Regions from separate parts of the Homo sapiens genome. Here region 2 is linked to region 1. Evidence: chromatin loops called from intact Hi-C (ENCODE). Cell type or tissue: Caco-2. All regions are shown on one strand. Links, peaks and the distances in the headings refer to the core of each region. The heading gives the core; the rest is flanking DNA. Region 1 overlaps EPHA4 (EPH receptor A4). Region 2 overlaps LOC105373897 (a long non-coding RNA gene).

What was found. Hi-C counts contacts between places; a loop is a spot of excess contacts. Peaks named below come from ENCODE experiments on the same cell type or tissue, not always from the same donor. Only the 100,000 strongest peaks of a DNase experiment are listed, where the experiment ranks them.
Region 2: a loop joins it to region 1, with 8 times the contacts of the local background. A loop is called at or near these places in 2 of 110 quality-filtered maps.

What each region holds. Positions count from the first base shown.
Region 1 is chr2:221,530,333-221,538,332 of GRCh38, forward strand. The region is part of intron 3 of EPHA4 (EPH receptor A4); the gene reads right to left. It also overlaps the pseudogene TMEM256P2. Among named protein-coding and RNA genes, the nearest start is that of EPHA4, 38 kb to the right of the region's middle. In Caco-2, for the core only: a CTCF peak has its summit at 4,953; DNase peaks (open chromatin) are centred at 3,129 and 5,649.
Region 2 is chr2:221,595,651-221,608,270 of GRCh38, forward strand. All of the region lies in intron 1 of LOC105373897 (a long non-coding RNA gene), which reads right to left. Among named protein-coding and RNA genes, the nearest start is that of EPHA4, 30 kb to the left of the region's middle. RefSeq lists an enhancer at 4,195-4,698. In Caco-2, for the core only: no CTCF peak of the experiment used is centred there; a DNase peak (open chromatin) is centred at 5,883.

The DNA.
Region 1 (8,000 bases), core at 1-8,000:
GAAGAGAAAGGATGTGATCACACTGTTACTTTCATCTGCAGTCATGTTCGGCATTAACCATTATAGAGATGGCAGTTACCATTCTCTAACATGAAACATTTGCGCGCAGTAGGAAGCAAATTCTAGAATGGAGCAAACCAGCAACGGGCTGGAGGACTTAAGGATGGGTGAATCCCTGCAGCAGGCATGAAGGTAGAGGTGGCTCTGCCACAGGGCAGCACCCTGCAAGAAGTAGGGGGACTGGGGGCCCATGGACCTCCTGGACATCCTTCTTGGGAGCAGAGAAACCACCCGAAAAAGCTACTAGGCTAGGAATTCTTAAATCTGAGGGCTGAGGGCTTTGGGTATATGATTTGGGTTTGGGGGACACATGGAATTCTGTTCTCTGGCTCCATGGGGTGTATCTGTAGCCCTGCCTCAAACAAGGGAAGAATCACAGCAGGACATCGTGGTCTGCAGGGGGTCAGTGCTTTTTCAGTCCAAAAATCAGCACCTCCTACACAGCCCAGATCGTACTCCTCCACTGTGCTGTGGGCAAATGGGATTCTTGAAGCACCACCACCTCCCCCTCCAAGTACCCTGGAGGTCCTTCAAATATTAGCTCTAAGTGGCTGAGGACAGAGTTGACACCTCAAAGGCTTGGGAATTAACTTATAACAGCTAATTTAGAGAGTCACATGATCAGCCAAGTGTACCCAGTTACAATCAAGTTAAGAAAATAATCAGACTACGGCTGCTTTAATTGCAGCAAACAAATACGCTCTAAGACTACTCAAGAAAGCAAGGACAAGTGAGATCTACAATGAAAAAAATCTAACCCATGATTAGTATTGAAACTGCAGAATTAGGTTAAACTTTCTCTCTAAGGTAAGGTGAGAGCTCCAAATTCTAGTTAGCAGATGTTTATACTGGTAGGTTTATTACCCTAGTATAGATTAATAGATTAACCACCTCAATGCCTCTGAAATACTGATTATATTTTACATTCTTCAAAGCATTAGGACTTGCTTCTGCTTGCAAAAGCCACGCGTACTTTTTGAGCTTAAAAAGTCAGCATGCCTGGGACTCAAAATCCTCTTTCAAAGAATTTTGTATTGTTTAATTTTTACAAAATTCCTGGCAGCCCTTAGGCAGAAATTTCATAGTAATCACAAATGGAAGTAGAAAAATAAAAGACAGTTTAATTCAAGATTGAACAATAACAGAAAGGAAAAGTATGCAAAGCTACTTCCTATATAAATAAGCACACTTCTTTTTCATCTCAGGGCTGATTCTAGATGATACCTTTTTCTTCATTGGTGTAGTATCTAAAAAGCTTTTTTTTTCTTTGAAGAACAAAGCCAATATAAATAGGATGAAAACAGTTATACTCATCTATCTGTCTCACACATACATTCGGCCTAATTTCTATGTATCTAGATATAGATAAAATATGTAAATGTCTATTTTATTTTTATTGTTTACATTAGTTATTCAAATCTAAATAGAATCTTCTTGTTTTTGTGCGAAGGCCATGATTTTTTTCTCAGAGAACGTGAGAGTCTTTAAAGACAAATATTTGCTGAGCAAAGGGATGACTGAATGAGAGACGAAATACCTTGTACTGAATTTCCCAAGGAAAACGTGTCAGGAACAAGGACCTGCAGCCCCATCACTGACCCCTTTCTTTTACCAAGGGAGTAGCCAGTGCTCTTTCAAAGGAGAGCTCACTGAGACAAACCAAATATGCTGGGATGTTTGAAAAGGGGAATTTCAAACACCAGGCAATTGTCACACAGATATTTCAATTTATTCTTTTTTTTTTTTTTGAGACAGGGTCTCACTCTGTCGCCCAGGCTGGAGTGCAGTGGCATGATCTTGGCTCACTGCAAGCTCTGCCTCCAGGGTTCAAGCAATTCTCCTGCCTCAGCCTCCAGAGTAGCTGGGATTATAGGCACGTGCTGCCATGCGTGGCTAATTTTTGTATTTTTAGTAGAGACGGGGTTTCACCATAATGGCCAGACTGGTCTAAAACTCCTGAACTCAGGTAATCTGACTGCCTTAGCCTCCCAAACTGCTGGGATGACAGGTGTGAGCCACTGTGCCCAGCCAGATAGTTCAATTTATTCTATCAAAAGATGAGAAAAACTCAGATCAGTTGAGATTTAACATTCTAGTTCTGATTACTGGCCATTTTAATTTGCTAAGCAGGCACATGAATTAACCAAATTCCTAGTCATCACAAGGGCAGATATTAACTTTTAGTTCCTACTTAAGGAACCAACATTTTAGAACCCAGAAGACCAGAGTGAAAGTCAATGCAGTCATGCCAAAATTGTCTGTTATAGATCCACACAGCCTTGGCCGGGCCAGGGGCTGCATTCTGCCACCTGGGCACCTTGTCTGTAGCTGGTGCCTTAGGCTTGGCCTCCTAAGGGGTGCACACCACTCAGTTCCTGGATGCCTACTGGAAGGAGCTGTTTGACACGGCCAACACCCACCACTTCTCACATAGCCTAGCCCTTCTGAGGGGGCTCCATTGCAGAAGCCCTCTGGGCCAGGTGACTGTTTGCCTCTGAAACCACCTTATTCTCAGCAGTTTTACTACCAGGCTCTGAGTGAAGACTGCAATTGGCAGACTTGGCCTTCTGTAGGGGGAGTCGGCCACTCTTGGGCAGACTTGCCTTGGCTCTTTGAACTCACTTGTGTTTAATCACTGGCTTTTGGGGGTGATTTGTTTAGTTGGAACAGGGAGATGATTAAAAGAGAAAGGTAAATAAAGAACAACAACAATGAAAAATTGCCAGTTACATTTCATCTGAGCCATACATATGGCCTTGGCATAAAAATGATGGGAAAGTTACATTGAACAATGTACATGCATTATAATAAACCCAGTATGTATCCTACCATCAGGCAGCCCCATAGCTCCAAAAACTTTTTTGTTGTTGTTGATCAAAATGTGTTACAGCCTACCATAAATACAATCTGTCCTCTTTAATCTGGTTTCTCTATTTCTGTTTGTGGACCTTTGCTAATATTTGAATGAGAAAACAGAGGCAGAGGCAGTAACTGCCCTCACCCCTGCCCCCGTATGTATCAATAAAGGATGCAGATGCGCTATTCACTGAGATGGCTGATGACTCGGAGGGAGGAGGAAGCTGATATGTTCCAAGCAGAATTTCAAAGGTGTGTCCCTGAAAGAAAAATGTTGAAACATGGGTCTACACCCATCTGTGTGACTCCTAAAGTCAATACAGCTTCTAAACACACAGATTACAGCACGCTGAACGAGTTCCAGTCTATGGAGTTTCAAAACATATATAATAATGATGGTACCGGGGGCTGTGCCTCCTCCAGGGAAATTGTTCTGATTTCAAAAGCATCCTGACTGTTAATTTTGTGACTAGTGTCAAAAAAAAAAAAAAAAAAAAAAAAAAAGCCTGTGAGGGTAGGATTCAGATTATAAAGATCAGAGAGAGAATCTCTCCCTTATGAAAATCCAAACAACCTTCTCCAGGGCTATCCCCACTGTCACTTCTGGATACCATTGACAGGCAGACTCTTTGCCACCTTGGGTGCATACTGGAAGAGCCAGCAGCGCCCTACCAGAAGAGTTCTGGGCAAAAGATCCTTGTGAGTTACCTTTTCCCACATCTGCGTGACACTCCATGTGCTTCACACTTAAGGAAATAAAATATACATATAAGAACAGCCCTAGGTAATTATCCACTGATAATTCATATTTAATCTGTTGAATCTAGGTAGGCAGGGACTCAATTTCAAAAATCATGCCAACTACTTCTCTTGAAGGATAACAGATGAGATTTTTAACTGATGTCTTTATAAGGATTCCCAAAAGAATGATTTAAGAATGGCCTGCAAGTAGCATAAAGCATATCTTGTTTACTAAAAAATGAATTTGTGCAAAAACATGCCTGTAATTAGTAAATCATTGGTGTTCCACTTACCCATAAGTGGCTCTGGGAAATTTCTCTGCTCTGTTTCTGCCCTGGATTCTATTTTGATCTGTGGATCTTCTTGGCTAATCCATATCCAGTACTGCCCTAAATAGGTTTTTCTTGTATTGGAATGCGTTCTCATTACCTGCAAGTGCTCCAAGTTCTAACACAGGCACCTAGAAAAGGTCTCACCCCCTCAGATGAAAAACTGCATCTTGCACATGCTGGTAAATGCCTAAATTGGCCTTCTTCCCTGGCCTGGCTACAGTGGCTGTGGTTGTGTGAACTTCCCTACCTTTTAGAAGAAAGAGAATAAGCAACTTCCAGGCTGTGACTATCCCTGGAACCCATGGTCAATTTGTTAGCTCTGTCTAAAAGTCTCAATAGTCAATAACTTTTTGATTGGTTCTTCTTTGTTCTACTAGGGCTGTCACATTTAGCTGAAAATTTAATTTTATGCCCATAATCAAACTCAATAGCCTTTCAGTTCTGTGTAGTTGTACTTCCAGTTGCTTTTCCACCTCAAGAAACAGTTTCTGGGGGAAAAAAGGTAAATAACTCAACTCTTTCCAGTCGACAGAGGTGCTCTTCACTTGAGCATCTACATGATTTAACTTTTTTGTTGACCAGAAAGCATATATTCACAGCATCCAATCTAAGCATATGTGCTATACTGGCTAATTTCTAGCTGTCTGGGATTAACTTCATCGGCAATTCGGGGTGCAGCTTCTGCACGTTCTCCATCGCTATTGGATCCACAGACCTTTTCAATCTTATCCAGTTAAAAAGAAATAAGCAGCACTATTCTCTCTCTTGGATCTTTTACTTAGCAAGGGAACCTGGAAATCACTTTCAACTGGGTGTCATCCAGAGTCAGCCTTAGTGGTGTGGGCAATACACAAGTTTACCTGTGGCTTCCAAAATGCTGTTCCTCAACCTAAATTAATCAGAACCACCTAGGAGCTTGTGAAAAATTCAGATCACAGACTCCAAACTCTAAAGTCTTGAGGATTGATGTTAAAAGTGTACATTTGTAATCAGTACCTCAAATGATTCTAAGGTATAAACTCATTTTTGCAACCACTAGGGTTCATCATCAGACAGAAAAGCTCAGAAAGCACTTACCTTCCACTAAGTTATCTTATGCCATTCTTACAGCTACTAAAAGTAACAACCATATATTGACTTTCTAGAACAGTCCCAAATCCCAAATCTAAATAAACATTATCGTCTTTTGTCCAATGCCCTAAACCACCTATCTACAAAGCAATAAAGCATCAATTATGCCAAATCAAAGGCACTTCTTTTTTTCTGTTTTTTTTCCTCTTCAAACAACGGATTTGTTATTTTCTCCTTTTGTTCAAATAAAGACAATCATCCTTTAAATATAACCTGCAAGTCAACTTTACTGTGAGGCTTTTCTTATCTTCTTCTTCTATGCCTAAAGTGGTAGAACAAAGATTTTTTGGTAAACATTACAAATCTTCATATCAAGGGCACATTCCCTTTGGTTGGATGAAATATCTTTCCCAACTCCAGTAGGGAAAGAATCTTACATGATCAATGGCTCTCAATGGCTGGAAGATAGATGGCAATCAAGAAATATCTGATGAACGAGCCAGGGGTAGAGACCAAACTCTTCCTCTGCTCTTCAAAAATCTTTCAAAACTCAGCTCCACCTACCTACCCAGTCTCTTCAACCCCAGGGTGTGGCAGCTAACTCCTGTTCTTGGCTCAAGGGATATTCATTCCTCTTTTACCAGCTTTATTTAACTACAGTTTACCAAGTTCCTATTCTTGGAAGCCTTTCTAGATAACTGTCAACAAAGATAGTCCTTCTTATCTTTGGCAAAAGAGCACTTTATCTTATCACTCATTTTGACACTTAAGAGCTACCGGGCACCCTGTGGATGACCTTGTCCAGTTAGCTATTTTCTAGATGAGGAAACTAATGTGGCAGCCTAAGGAACTTGTCCATGATCAGATCAGATAATTATTCAGAATAAAAATTAGAAACAGTCTCCCACCCTCTTGTATTGTATTCCTCTAAAGATTATAAGCCTTTTGGAAATGTGGGCTTTAAATGAGAAATGGTTTTTAATCCCTGTACTAGAATGCGAACCTGCTCACTGAAGGCTGCCCTCCAGATTACCGGCCTTACGATGCTCTGCACTAGACCCTGGCATTCTTGAAAGATGTTTCCCCAAATCCTCATTAATTCCCAATAATTAAGCCCTAACCCCCAATGTGATTACATTTGGAGACAGAGGCCATAAGGAGGTAATAATAAGTCCATGCTTCATCCATGAAGTCATTCTTCAGAAAATCCCTCTAAACAATGTACTTTGGTCAATTCCCTTGTCTCTCAAAGGGGGTTATTATATACCCAGTTTAGAATGATTGAAACATAATGTGAGAATATGACCAAATCAGGACAACAAAGATGTGCTGAAAAGCAGCCCAGATTTGTAGTTAAGGGTGAAGGCTTGGTCAGTGGCCAGACTTTGCAGGTTGAATCCAGACTCCTCACCTATTAGCTGTGTGACTTTGGGCAAGCTGCTTAGCTTCTCTGGGCTTTAGTTTCCTCATCTATGAAAAGAGGATAATGACAGTCACTATTTCACCAAGTCATGGTGACACAATGAAATACTGAAAATAAAGTGCTTAGCACAAAGCCAAGTTCTCATCAGGTAAATACATAGCGACCTTAACATAAATTATTTTAAATTAATGCCATAAAGGCTAAAACAAAGAGAGAGAGAGAAATCTCTATGCCGTGGGACTTTGAATGCATTTGTGAACTGTTGCATTTAATCCATTCATTCATTCCTTTCAATAACAACTGTGTGTCAGGCTCAGTTTTAGGCTCTGAGAGTCCTGCAAAAAACAAGCAAGGCCCAAAAAACAAAGCCTTCTCTCATGGAAGTAGCATTGTAATTGACAGCTAAATCCAAGGATGCTGGAGATCTTCCACATTCTTCTTCCACTTATGTTCTCAGTGCTCCAAATACTTCTCTTGAAAGTACACTCAAAGCAATTTAAAAGTCACTCCTAAAAATAGTCTGTTACTTTGCAATCACTCATTGTTCTTGAGTAAAACCCAATATTACCCAGTATGGCTGATCTCATTTATCAATAGCCTGGTCAGTGAATTATTTGATTTCCAAAAATTAAATCCACCTTAAGGGACAAAATTGTTCAGAACTAAGCACATTTAAAAAGAAGGCCCCAGGCCTGGCACAGTGGCTCACATCTGTAATGCAAGTACTTTGGGAGGCCAAGGAGGTGAACAGTGCTTGAAGCCAGGAGTTTAGGACTAGCCAGGGCCACAAAATAAGACCACTCATCTCTACAAAAAATTAAAAATTTAGCAAGGTGCAGTGGTGCACACCTGTAGCCCTAGCTACTCAGGAGGCTGAGGCCGGAGGATCATTTGAACCTAAGAGTTGGAGGCTGCAATGAGCTATGATGGTGCCATTGCACTCTAGCCTAGGCAATAGAGTGAGATTCCATCGAAAAGAAGAAGAAGAAAGAAGGAAGAAGAAAGACAAAGATGACGATGACGAAGAAGGAGGAGGAGGAGATTATCAATAAAAAGAAGGTCCCAGACATTTTGAAGAAGACAGTTCCAAAACATTTCCACAAAAGTTGTGGCAGCCTTACAGTTATCCAGACTATCTTTTTCAAGGATTCATTTGCATGAAAGTCTCTGTATTTGTTTGCTAAAAAAAAAGGGGGGGTTATACTTTAGAATTATACAGACTCTTTTGTGTAAGTATACTGCCCAGCAAAACTGACAGAGTGCTGAGTGTGTGGCAAAATGAGTAATTTATTGAATTGAACGAAGAGTCTAAAACGTAGTGGGATGAAACAGATGTATGAGTAGGGTTATAAGTCTTCTGTTATAGGACACAAATGAAAATCTCCTTAGGGATACTGCTCTACCTGTAATTTATTTCTACATTATTCTTGTGTGTAATATTATTTTTGGCATGTTAATGTATTGTCAATGAATTCCAATCTGGTGACATGACAAAAGTTGTATTTCATTTTGGAGTG
Region 2 (12,620 bases), core at 2,670-10,669, 68 kb after region 1:
AAGTGCTGGGATGACAGGCATGATCCACAGCGCCAGGCTAAAGGCCCTGGTTTGATCTTCAAACAAGAAGGCAAACTTTTGGGATGAACATAGTGCTGTAAGCATCTCTTCTTAGAAATCTCAAGAGCAAAACATGGAACAGAAAATAAAGATGCCAATTTACTTCTTCATGAAACAGGAAAGCCAACTTAAAAAAAAACTTTGGGCAGGGCACGGTGGCTCACGCCTGTAATCTCAGCACTTTGGGAGGCCAAGGCGGTTGGATCACGTAGGTCGGGAATTCGAGACTAGCCTGGCCAACATGGTGAAACTCTGTCTCTACTAAAAATACAAAATTAGCTGGGCGTGGTGGTGCATGCCTGTAATCCCAGCTACTCGGGAGGCTAAGGTAGGAGAATCACTTGGACCTGGGAGGCAGAAGTTGAGGTGAACTGAGATCACGCCATTGCACTCCAGCCTGGGCAACAAGAGCAAAACTCCGTCTCAACAAACAAAACAAAACAAAAAACTTTGTAAGAGAAGGGGGTCATGATATGCCTTTAGTACTTTTTGATGTTTGACTCCTATAAATATGTATTACTTTTTGCAAAACAATTAGTAAATTTTGTCCAAAGAAAGGCAAAATCTGGAAAATAAAATATCACGCTGTTTTGGTCTTCTCTCAAAAAGAGAATTCCAGAATTACATAGTGCACAATTTTTAAAACGCATCACTCATGGGTGTGGGACTGTGTAACACTGGCTGTTTGCCAATTGCCTGAGTCAGTTGTTAGGATGTCGAAGCCAGAGGACTGTAATAGTCTTAAGTAAGTGCAGCTGAGGGGGAATATCTTAGACAATTTGTATGAAAAGTGTATTTTAATACACTAAAAGTCTATGGAATCATCTACTTTTAAAAGTTTGTTTGATGTATAATCTTGAGTCCCTTAGAGGCAAGACTTTTCAACAACTAAAATCTTTCGTTTTTGAATTTACTTTCCATTTTTATCAACATGTCCATCTGTCTATGCATTTAGGGTTTACTAGAATCAGAGATAATTACCAGGTACAAAAATTTCAGATTGTTAATTTATTCTACATTTTATTATAAAATTTTATTTTTAAAATTTGTGTTCTAAAATTACACATATTCACTGCAACTTTTATTCTAAAAGTTTTATATGCTACTCTCTTGATCACAGAGAGTAGCATATATCCTGCTTTTTTTTTGGTTTGTTTTTGAGATGGAGTTTCACTCTTGTTGCCCAGGCTGGAGGGCAATGGCACTATCTCAGCTCACTGCAACCTCCACCTCCCAGGTTCAAGCGGTTCTCCTGCCTCAGCCTCCTGAGTAGCTGGGATTACAGGCATGCACTACCACGCCAGGCTAATTTTTTGTTTTTAGTAGAGATGGGGTTTCTCCATGTTGGTCAGGCTGGTCTCAAATTCCCGACCTCAGGTGGTCTGCCCACCTTGACTTCCCACAGTGTTGAAATTACAGATGTGGGCCATCATGCCTGGCTATATACTGTTTGAAAAGTTTCAGTGAATGTGTGTAATTTTAGAAAAAAGTATAAATTTATTCTAAAGTATTCTAAAATATTTTAAAATTATTTTATTCTAAAATTACACACATTCACTGAAACTTTTAAAACAGTATATATGCTACTCTCTGTAATCAAGAAAATCTCCCCTTTCATTATTGTAGTTGTTACCATAAGCAAATTTAATACAGGCATAAATAATACATCCATGTTGGCAAACGAACTTCATATAAAATTCAGAAAATCTAAGTATTGAATACAATATGCTGAACTTGGTTTCATTTAATTGATTTTATAGGCCTTTATTTTGTGAGTCATGGAATAATACCTTGAGGATTTCAGAAATTTTAATGATAAAGCTTTATTGTGGTTTATCTAAACCTCCTTTCATGTTCCCTTTTCAGTTGCTCTATGGAAAAGTACTTATTGAAAAGGATTCACTGAAAAAGATTATTTGTGAAATGCATACTAAAATATTTCATGAAAAGCATTTAATTTGAATGAAATATTTTACATTATTACTGACATTATAAGATCACAGATCTTTATCTTTTCAGAAAAGAGCATGTGCATTCCACATATATTCAAACATTCATACGTAGCTTTTGAGTGCCATGCATTGTGTTATGTGCTAGGAATGCTGTAAGGTCCAAAGCACTTAACACAATGTTGTAAGGACCAGAGCGACAAAGTCTCTGTCCTCTTAGAGGTAAATTTAGTGAGAGAGGGACGAAAACACAAATGAACAAATCACATAATGTAATAAATAAGATGAGTGGTTTCTGTTACAGGAATAGGGTGTCAGACAAGGCCACTTGGATGAGGTGGTATATCATATACATCACATGCCCTGTGGTGTACCCTTGGTGTTTATATATGTAATATATACATTGCATTGCCATGTATATTTTTATCCTGAGTTCAAACAAAACTTGGCTCTTCAAAATTAGAATGTCAGTTTCTAAGTGCCCTATTAAAAAGGAACAGATATTCAAAACACAAATTAAGGCCAGGTGCAGTGGCTCATGCCTATAATCCCAGCACTTTGAGAAGCCGAGGCCGGTAGATCACGAGGTCAGGAGTTCAAGAGCAGCCTTGCTAGCATGGTGAAACCCCATCTCTACTGAAAATACAACAATTAGCCGGACATGGTGGCACACACCTGTAATCCCAGCTACTCAGGAGGCTGAGGTAGGAGAATCGCTTGACCCCAGGAGGTGGAGGTTACAGTGAGCCAAGATCACGCCACTGCACTCCTGCCTGGGTGACAGAGCGAGACTCTGTCTCAAACAAGAACAACAACAAAACCCCACAAATTAATTTGTTTTAACATAATTTCTTGCCTGCATTTAATCTAGTTATTTAAATCATAGTTTAATTCTAACATGTAAACTTTGTTTATTGGAAACACACATTCAATAAATTCTTATTGTCCTTAGGTTACATTTTTTGTTTGACTTACAGTTTAAGAACCAGGTTCAGATATACTATAATTACTGTGTCTTAAATAACTCCAAATTTGTTCTTAATAATCACTAACAATCATATGCTTGACTTTGTTTTTGTTCTCTTTCACCACCCACACTTTGGTCCACAATTTATATATACAAACTAAATGTAAACTTTCCATCAAAAAGAGGAAGAACCTGTTATATCCATCATGACATCTCTCTACCATTTGTATACATAGTAAATATGAAATATTTTTATTGCATCCATGTCCCAAATAAATGTTGTTTTAAATGCAATATGATGTTAAAATTGTAGCAACGTATACAACTCAAACAAGAGAATATATTCAGGAACGGATATAATAACTTGACCAAAATATAGTTTAACTCTTTTTATGTGTATGATTAAGATTCATAAAATGCTAGAAAAAACAATAATAATAAGATGTAAAAAGTAATTAATATGGACAAGTTCAAAGGACATCAGTGTAGACATTAACACTATACCTAGGTAAGACGGGTTTTCCCTGATCATCTTGAAGTGCCAGCTTCAGGATATGGCTGGCATTTTTCTAGGGTTGTTTCTAAACACAACAATTTATTCATTTAGCAAGAGTTCCAATTATTTTACACTCAATGAAGTTACTGCTCTGGAGAAGTGTCTTTTATTTGCAGATTTTATAGATTTCTATGCGTTAGTAACCAATACCCCTAGATGCACCTGCAAATGGTTTCTTTATACTGTGGTTATAAACAAGACTGGATCATGAAATGTTGGCACAATTTTTAGGATATTAACTTGAAAAATCATTCTGAACTTGCATAGGAATTTCAGGCTCCTGATATCCTCAATTCGAGTGATAAAATCTAACTGCTTGGCCTGATCATTTTTAGTATGGTCCAGGCCAGCAATTTCCAAACCTTGGTTTTCTCACTCTGTAAGTTGTCTTCAGTTTTCTTACATGGCCTTGAAAATATTTTTAAAAATAAGAACCAATCGACTAAACAAAAATATACTGATCAGTCATTAAGCAACTAGTATGTGTTTAGTATTGTATTAGGGCCAAAGGGGAACCACTGCCCATGGTACCTGCATTTGGAGATTGTCATTTTGTTGAGAAGATGAGATAGAGACAAATAGTATGCAGAGGTTAAAGCAGGAGAATAGAATCCAAATTTAACTATAACACATCCTACCATCACACATTAAATGGGTGAGTGCCTGTGTATGTGTGTGTATATGTGCCATGGGGTTCTCTGAAATCAAAGGAACAACACTTGGGTATAAGTTACAGGTTGTTAATGCATAGTGATGTAAAAACATAGCTTGTATTTTTGTTCTTGCTCTGCTCTTAACCCAATCTGTATCCCATTTTTTTGAGAAAATTACTTAAAAGGGAGGCTTCTAAGGAAAACTGAAAGGAAGTGGATGGACGGCTTGGCCCATTCTCTGCGTCTCTCAGCAGCTGCCCACATGAGAGCGTCCAAGTAACCATCGCCTTTGCCGGGCTGCATTGTTCTGACCCTCTCGGACCAGTGTAGTTGTGCTAACTCAATTTATGAGATGCAGCAACATCTGGTGGCACTGGCATCCTGGTTCAGCGCCGATTGTCAATCCGTGTCACCAGATGAATGTGTACTAAGTGCCTGTTGGGGTGTGTGATAATAAAGCCTGCATTAGCAAATGTTGGGGGCAGGGTCAGGCGGGGGCATTCTCGAGCCCCCCATGCAGTGCAGCGGAGTGGGCAACAAAGGGGAGGTGGCAGGATGCACAGAAGTGCTGATGCAGAAGGCCTGACACGCCGCAGGTGGTACGTGACATGTCGTGGCTTCTGGCTGTTGTTGGGTGTGATGATTGTCACAGACATGATGGATGACTTTCAGATCTTTCCCATTATATCATATCTGTAAGAAATTCCCTCTTCCTCAAATGTCTTTTTGTTTCCCCACCCCTGAGCTGCAGATGGCATCTGCCCACGCATTCCCATTGTGTGAAGCTCACAGAGAACCTCTCCATTCTTCTGGGATCCTGCTCATGGTTGAATTGCTAGCATTCAATTAAGACTTGAAATTATGGCTTTGGGCAGTTTAACCTCTTTTAACACAGTAATGGTAGCTACTCTGGACATTTAGGAATTTCCTGAGGTGTCCCCAATATATTTCATTAAGATCTGAAAAGATAGAATCAGTAAATAAGATAAAGGCAATTGTTTTCTTTTACCTGCTTCAGAATTAAATTATTTTTACGAAGAAAAAATATTCTTTTTGTGAATAAAGCCATTTGCATACATACAAGAATTCCTAACAAAATGTGAAGTGATGTTTCAGTTGCAAAATGCAGCCTGACAATATAAGAATTCCTATTAGGTGTAGAGGTTAAATATACATGAATTGATAGCCAAAGCTATAGCTTCTCCTTTATTTTCTCCCATTAGCTTAATGACATAGATTTTACATGTCTGATTTATGAAGTAAATGTTTTTTTCTTCGGAAGAGCTGCAATGATGAGTAATGTGGAAAAGAGCAGATTGGTTATACACAGCCTTTCCTGCTCCTTTCTAATGATTGTTCCAAACATTATGCTCAAAGAGAACATAAGCTGCAGTTATAGATAAGCCAGTGAATGGGCACAGGGATTTTCTTCTGAATTATAGAAAATGCAATATGCCATTCAGGTACTCCCAGTTCAACATATGCTCCATGATATTTGCAGCATGTAGGTGCTTTAAACTACTCAAATGAAACACTCCAAGCTAATGTTTAAACATTTATGGATTGAAGCAACACTAGTTATAGAGGGTAAAAGCCAGACAAATCCTTAGAAGTCTCGGATTAATTGTAAATAGTCAACCTCACACTCCAGGTTACAGAAAAATTGGGCTTAGAAGGTAGGATCAAGGCGCATACCTTGATGATTATCAACGGAATGTTGGAATTCCCAGGAAGGACTCCTTGTGTGCAGGTAAAGAATTAAAAGACTCTTGGAATTAGAAGAATGAAAAGACTCTTGGAAAACTCAGTATCAGGAGGAACACTCAGTTAACAGAGAGATAAGAAAGCAACTAAAAATAGGGGAGTTAGTGAAAAACAGAAAGGAATTAGGAAAAGCACCTGAGGAAAAGGAGAAAAGGAGTTATGGACCCAATAAACACAGGCCTCTGGGCCATTGACTGAGAAGAGCTAATGGTTTTTGAAGGTTGACTTAGGGAAATGACAACCCTAATCTACACTGAGGCATGACAAGGGAAAACAATAATATCCAACACTTATTAAGAGCTTACTATGTGCCAGACACTTTTCTAAGTGCTCTATATGTATCCAACAACTTTTCAAAGAACAGATACCCAATCCATTAATTGTTTATAATAGTGTCTGTTCAAGTCTTCTATATACATGCATTCTTTCTGGGCATTCTCAACCTAGCAAGCCACATGAATCTCTGGGTCCCATGCAGCAAACCACCATGGCACATGTATACCTATGTAACAAACCTGCACGTTCAGCACATGTATCCCAGAACTTTAAGTAAAATAAAAAAAAAAAAAATACGGATTCCTAAGACCCTCCCACAGAGGTCTTGGGCTACAGAGCCTTTTCTTTTAATAAGCCATCCAGATAATTCTTTATGCTCAGGATATTTTGGAAAACACTGACTTAAGAAAAAATAAAAGGCTTCCAAGAATTTTTGCTTTATAGATCATACTGCCACATCCAGAAGTAAGCAGAGGAAAAAAATATATATATATTAGGCAGTGTACACTCAATACATATTTTGAATGACTGCATGACAACTTTGGATTATAGAATATTATTAAAGAAACGTAGCCTAAAGTTCCAGAGTAGTTTGACAATAGATAAGAGAAATTTTCAAGTAAAAGTAGTGCTTAACTTGTCTTAATTAGAATTCTTAGAAGTAAATAACTTACAATTAGTACATTGCATGTTACTAAATTATTCATGACTTACTGCACAATAAATTTTGTCAAAGTGTGTGGACCAAGGATGGACTCTGTGGCCATGATACTGTCTGGTGCATTTCTTTCATTGGACTATAAACATCTGAAAGAGGATATTGCCTTCTAATGGGATGCCCTATGAAACCACACAGGCAAAACTCAACAGCCTCCTTCTCTGTCAGTTCCTAATCATGCAGCATTCTGACCTCAACTAGCAGAACTCTATGAGTCAAAAAGACTCCAAAAGAGGACATTCTTTTTTGGAAATTTCTACCATAGCGAGTGTCTTGTTCAAAAAAGATATTTGAGCTTTCTGAGAAAATCGCCAGTCCGCCTTTGTGTTATAGCAGAAAATAGGCTACAAAGGTGGTTGAAATTACTTCTTCTTTTTTTTTTTTGTAAAAGCCATAATCTGTGAAAATCAAATAATTACCAAAGTAAAAATGCTATCTCTAGTAAGGATGGCTTTCAAAAAGTCCTCACACAAAGGAAAATGTGGGAGTCTGGGCTGCAGAGCTGCCAAGCCCTTTCTGGGCACCAGATCCCAATTCATGATAGGAATGCAGAAGAAAAGCGGTGTGGAGAACTACCTCATCACAACAAAAGGTTTGGGCTTAGGTCCAGTCACTAAATTATGAGTCCAAAAATCAAGCTGAATATTTATAAAACTTTGAATTTTTTTAACACATGAATTAGAGGCATCATAAGCATCATTGCTATGAATGGATTATGAATATGTAGTAGACACCTAAGCAAAGTTGTGAAAACTCAAATTGTTTTCTGTTTTTTGTTCTTTTTAGACAGGGTCTCTCTCTGTCTCTCAGGCTGGAGTGCAGTGGCACAATCATGGCCCAGTGCAGTCTCGACCTCCCAGGCTCAAGCAATTCTCCCACCTCAGCCCCCCAAGTAACTGCAACTACAGGCACACACCACCACGCCTGGCTCATTTTTGTATTTTTTGTAGAGATGGGGTTTCACCATGTTGCCTAGGCTGGTCTCGAACTGGGCTCAAGTAGTCCTCCTGCTTCAGCCTCACAAAGTGCTAGGATTACAGACATGAACCACTGCGCCTGACCAAGTAAACAAAAACTTCATATCTTTGTAAAAAACTGCTTCCATGAAATGAAAGAGTGAGTGGTGGGAAAATGGAAGGGATTCTCAACTTCAACACCGCTGACATTTTGGGTACAATAATTCTTTCTTGGAGGTAGCGGCTCTGTCCTCTGTGTTGCAGGATGTTGAGCAGCGTCTCTCATTTCTACTTAGTAGGTGCCAGCAGCGCTCCCTACCCAGTTGTGTCTATCAAAAATGTCTTCAGACACTGTCACAAGTCCTGTGGTGGGGCGTGGAGGGGAGGTTCACCTCGGGTTGAGAAACAGAACCCCAGTGTTAGCATCACTTACAGGCACGCAATTCCATTTTACCAGACCTATTTTACTGGTTTGTCAAGGAAATGGTCCAAAGGTGTTACTGATCAATGTTAGTAAAACACTGTCTTTTTTTGGCTATGGAAAAGTGTCCTTTTTTTTTTTCTTATACTGACATTTCTAAACTTCCAGAAAATACAAAGCAGGCTGCTCATTGTAATGTTAACATGAACAGATGGATTAGAGAAAAGAGTGTTTCCCTTAGAAACTCTAGAAGCTGAAGGAGGTGCAATCACTTCATCCGTAGTCCACGCTTATTTTTCCAATCAATATTACAAGGATATTGCCAGTGGGAGGTGGCTTCCTTCCTCTGGACAAATGTGTTTGTCTCAAAATGCTTAGGGCTAAGGAGGCACAAGCCCCAGTGTCACTCAGGGCTTGCTTACAACATCCTGGGTTTATTTATAACATTTTCTATTCTCCTTCCACCTTATATTGTCTCTTGCAATATGTAAGATGTAGCAATAGTTTTCTTTTGCTTTCACACTGCAATGGAAATTGCTGTGGTAAGGAATCCTGTGTCCTTGAATAGTGCTTTGTTTCATGCAAGTGAAGGCTGAATTTTGCTTTCAGGTGAAGTGAGTCTAGGAAATTAGCTCATTAAACATGTAAAGATCTTGGGTCAAGATAAAAGTCAGATAAGACTCAGGACCTAAAATGATATAAAAATACCACTTTCCATAATAATACTACAATATAAGAAATAGTCTCAAGATGAATGTAAGTGCATTTGTTGGAGACATTACCCTCATAGAGATAGATTGCCCCAAATTTGTATTTTTTTTAAAAAACCCATTTGCAATGGTAATACCTGTATTCTAAGGGTAAAAATGTATGTGTATGTTAATGTAGATATTTAAGGCTAAACACCACGAGGAAGTGCATTGTTTAGGTTCCCCAAATGTTTTTTGCTTCAAAAACAAAATTCAGAAAATTTACTTTCAGAGTTGACATCTGATCAAACTTTACCTGAGTTATAAGTTTGTCTTCCCCTAGATGGCTACGTGAAATCATAGAGTATTAATTTACTATTCCTCCTCTTTCTGCAGAAATGAGCTTGCATTTCTGATCAGCACCTGTTCTCACAAGTTGTCTCTCTGTTTCTGTTTCCTGCTCACTCTCCCTCTCCTCCTTCCTGCATCCTGCTACTGTTGAGTGGGTAGAAGAGAGTTAGGTTCATTGACTTGAATGTGATGAAAGTTCTATAAGGTCAGAGGCAGAGGTACATTTTAAAAAGCCTGAATTACTTAAAATTAAGTACATGCAGTAAGGCACTATGAAAGAACAGGGTCTAAGAATCTCAAGAACTTTTTTTCCCAAGAAATCAGCAATCGTTATTTAGTGTAAAGCACTACTTAACATTCACTTCAATCAATGTCCCATCTCTAACGACTGCTTCTCTGAGTGGCATCCACCCAAGGCTCCAGTGATAAATATTTAATAAAAGAAACTCCCTCTACTTTTTTTTTTATTTCTCCCTTAAGCATTAATTACTTCATTTTAACAAGCAAAGCTGCTCTCTCAAATGCTGCCTCAACATTTCACATTCTTGAAAACTGTCTCTGTACCAGGTTGATTTATAGAGGAAGATTTTGAAAAATTAAAAATTTGGGGATGGTTTTTTGGCAGGAAAAAAACATAAAAAGGTACTTAGCCCACAAAATGGCAGCATTCTGATATGCTTCTCTCTTTTGGATGTGGTAAGCATTGCCCCATATTTGGTAATTTCAGTGGGACGGCATAGAAATTTTGCTTACTGCTAAGGGGAAAATAAAGACATTTTACTTGCTCTGTGGAGGGTTTGATTTCCCAGATACTTTTTTTCCCCTCCTTTTATTCTTTTTCTTTTTTGGGTATAATTCTCTGTGCACCGAAGACATTCTGTTCTGGTGAGCTCTGCACTTCTTATTCATGGCAATTACATTCACATCTTTGATCTTGGATGAGATCTCTTGTGCATATTTTGTTCTATTTATGTCTTTGATCTGGTTTCTTGTGATTTTCTTAAGGTTGTGTTTTTATTTGAAAGACGTTCAGCCTACAATATTTAAAAAGGAAAAAAAGGTGACATTTAGTTTATCCATATGACATTGTCTTTTTAGGCATATGGATAAATTAGACTGTCTTTATATTCCTCAGTTCCTTCTTCCAGTATACTGAGAGTTTGTTTTTAGCTGTCATAACAGTGGAAAATTCAACAATCAGATGGATTACAGCATGGTGGATCAAATTCAGCGCAATGGTTTTTAAATCGCATTATTACATTTGTCTTAAAAGAATCAAATCTGTCTTCCAATGAACTGGATAGTGATATAGTTATAAAATAGTAAGGGAGTAAGTTCATAGAGCTCCTGCTTATGGAAGGCTAAGTAGTCTAATTTTTGGTCATTCCTATTATCATTTTATTTAGTATACTTTTTTTTATTTGTCTAACATATCATTTATACTCGGGTTTCAAGAATTCACCTTAAAGGTGACCTGTATTACTAAGGGGAGATTAAATAATAACAGCTAGCGGTCGCTGTCGTGATGGCAAAGTGCTCTGAAGGAGGGGGCTGCATGGGACCTAGGAATGTACATGACAAAAATCGGTCACCATGGCAACATTTGAGCAGTTGGAGACAGGGAGCTGAACTGAGCAACACAGAACCGCAGTGGCCTGATTGAAAAGAACTGCCTATAATTTAGCTTGACTGACTTCTTATGTAACATGTTTTTTGTACTATGCAAATGACTATAGAGATGTGAGAATCCAAAACAGTCTATAAATCCAGACTGCAATCACTAACATAGACCTTTCTTTGAAGATGCAATTGGGAATTCCAGTGTGTAGCAAGCTAGAAGGTTCTCTGTCCTAATGATCTTAGACTGTGAGCATTATTTCAGGTGTTTCTGTATTAAGCCATGTCTATAAACAAGATTTTTGTATTTTAGAAGCCTATTTAGGCAACCACTACATATCATTTTGTAATAGCAAGAAAACCAAAATTAGAAGGCCTAGAAAGGTGGTAAAACTATAAGAAATTGGTAGTTGAACAGTTCCATGGTGAGCCTCATCATACAAAATATAATTCAATAAAGTTTTTCATTTCTTTTTTTTGTTTTTTTGTTTGTTTTTTTTGCTCCTTGAATTATCTGAATAATTGTCCTTAGTTTCTTTTTCAACTGGTTTGTATTACATACAGAAGGGAGCTCAAATGACTCTCTGAGCTGATAGACAAAGGCCAAGTGGCTTTTTTGTTTTATATTTGCGTAGTAGGACAGGAGGCCTCTAAGGAGAACTCGCTTCATGTGAATGAATAAGAACAACCAGAATATAACTTACTTAAAATGCCATAAGAACAACGATGCCTCAGCTAATAAATCTTCTAAACATTAAATCTCTTCCTAAGATTCAGTACTGTTGATCATGCAAGTACTTTATATATCATGTTGAATAGAATTACAATGAATCATGTAGCTTAATGGCAATATCCCTGCTAAATTATGCAGATGATAATAATAAGAAGAATAATAAAATTAGTAGTAACTATAGAAATGATTACAGCTGAAATTTACTGAGTACTATGTCTATTCCTCATTTTATCCTCACAAAATTGCTGCAAGATAGAAAAAAATCATTCTCCCTATTTGGCAGATAGAGGATCAGAGAGGCCAAGTAATTTGCCCAAGGTTGCACAGATAGTAAATTATACAGCCCTGATTAGAACCTAGAGCCATCTGGCTCCAAAGCTTTGTTTTCATAAGCATGTTTTTTTCTGGCTTTGTGTACTCAGATAACTTTTTAAATAAGACTTTTCTTCTCTACTTGTATGACCAACACTTTCGTCTGCCCAAGTCATCTCTTATCAATCCATTGCAGCCTTTTCTTGCTAAGTCTCAGCTTCCAGCCACACACAGACACTGGAAACTTACTTGAGCTAAAACTCATTAACTTGCCTCTTATAAATATGCTAATTGTAAAGTTTTCTTTCCTTATGATAATGTGTCATTGAGTCTTTCCTTCTTTTTTTTTTTTTTTTTTTTTTTTGAGACCAAGTTTCACTCTTGTTGCCCAGGCTGGAGTGCAGTGGCATGATCTTGGCTCACTGCAACCTCAGCCTCCCAGTTTCCAGCAATTCTCCTGCCTCGGCCTCCCAAGTAGCTGGGATTACAGGCACCAGCCAACAAGCCTGACTAATTTTGTATTTTTAGTAGAGACCAGCATGTTCCCCATGTTGGTAAGGCTGGTCTCAAACTCCCGAGCTCAGATGATCCACCCGCC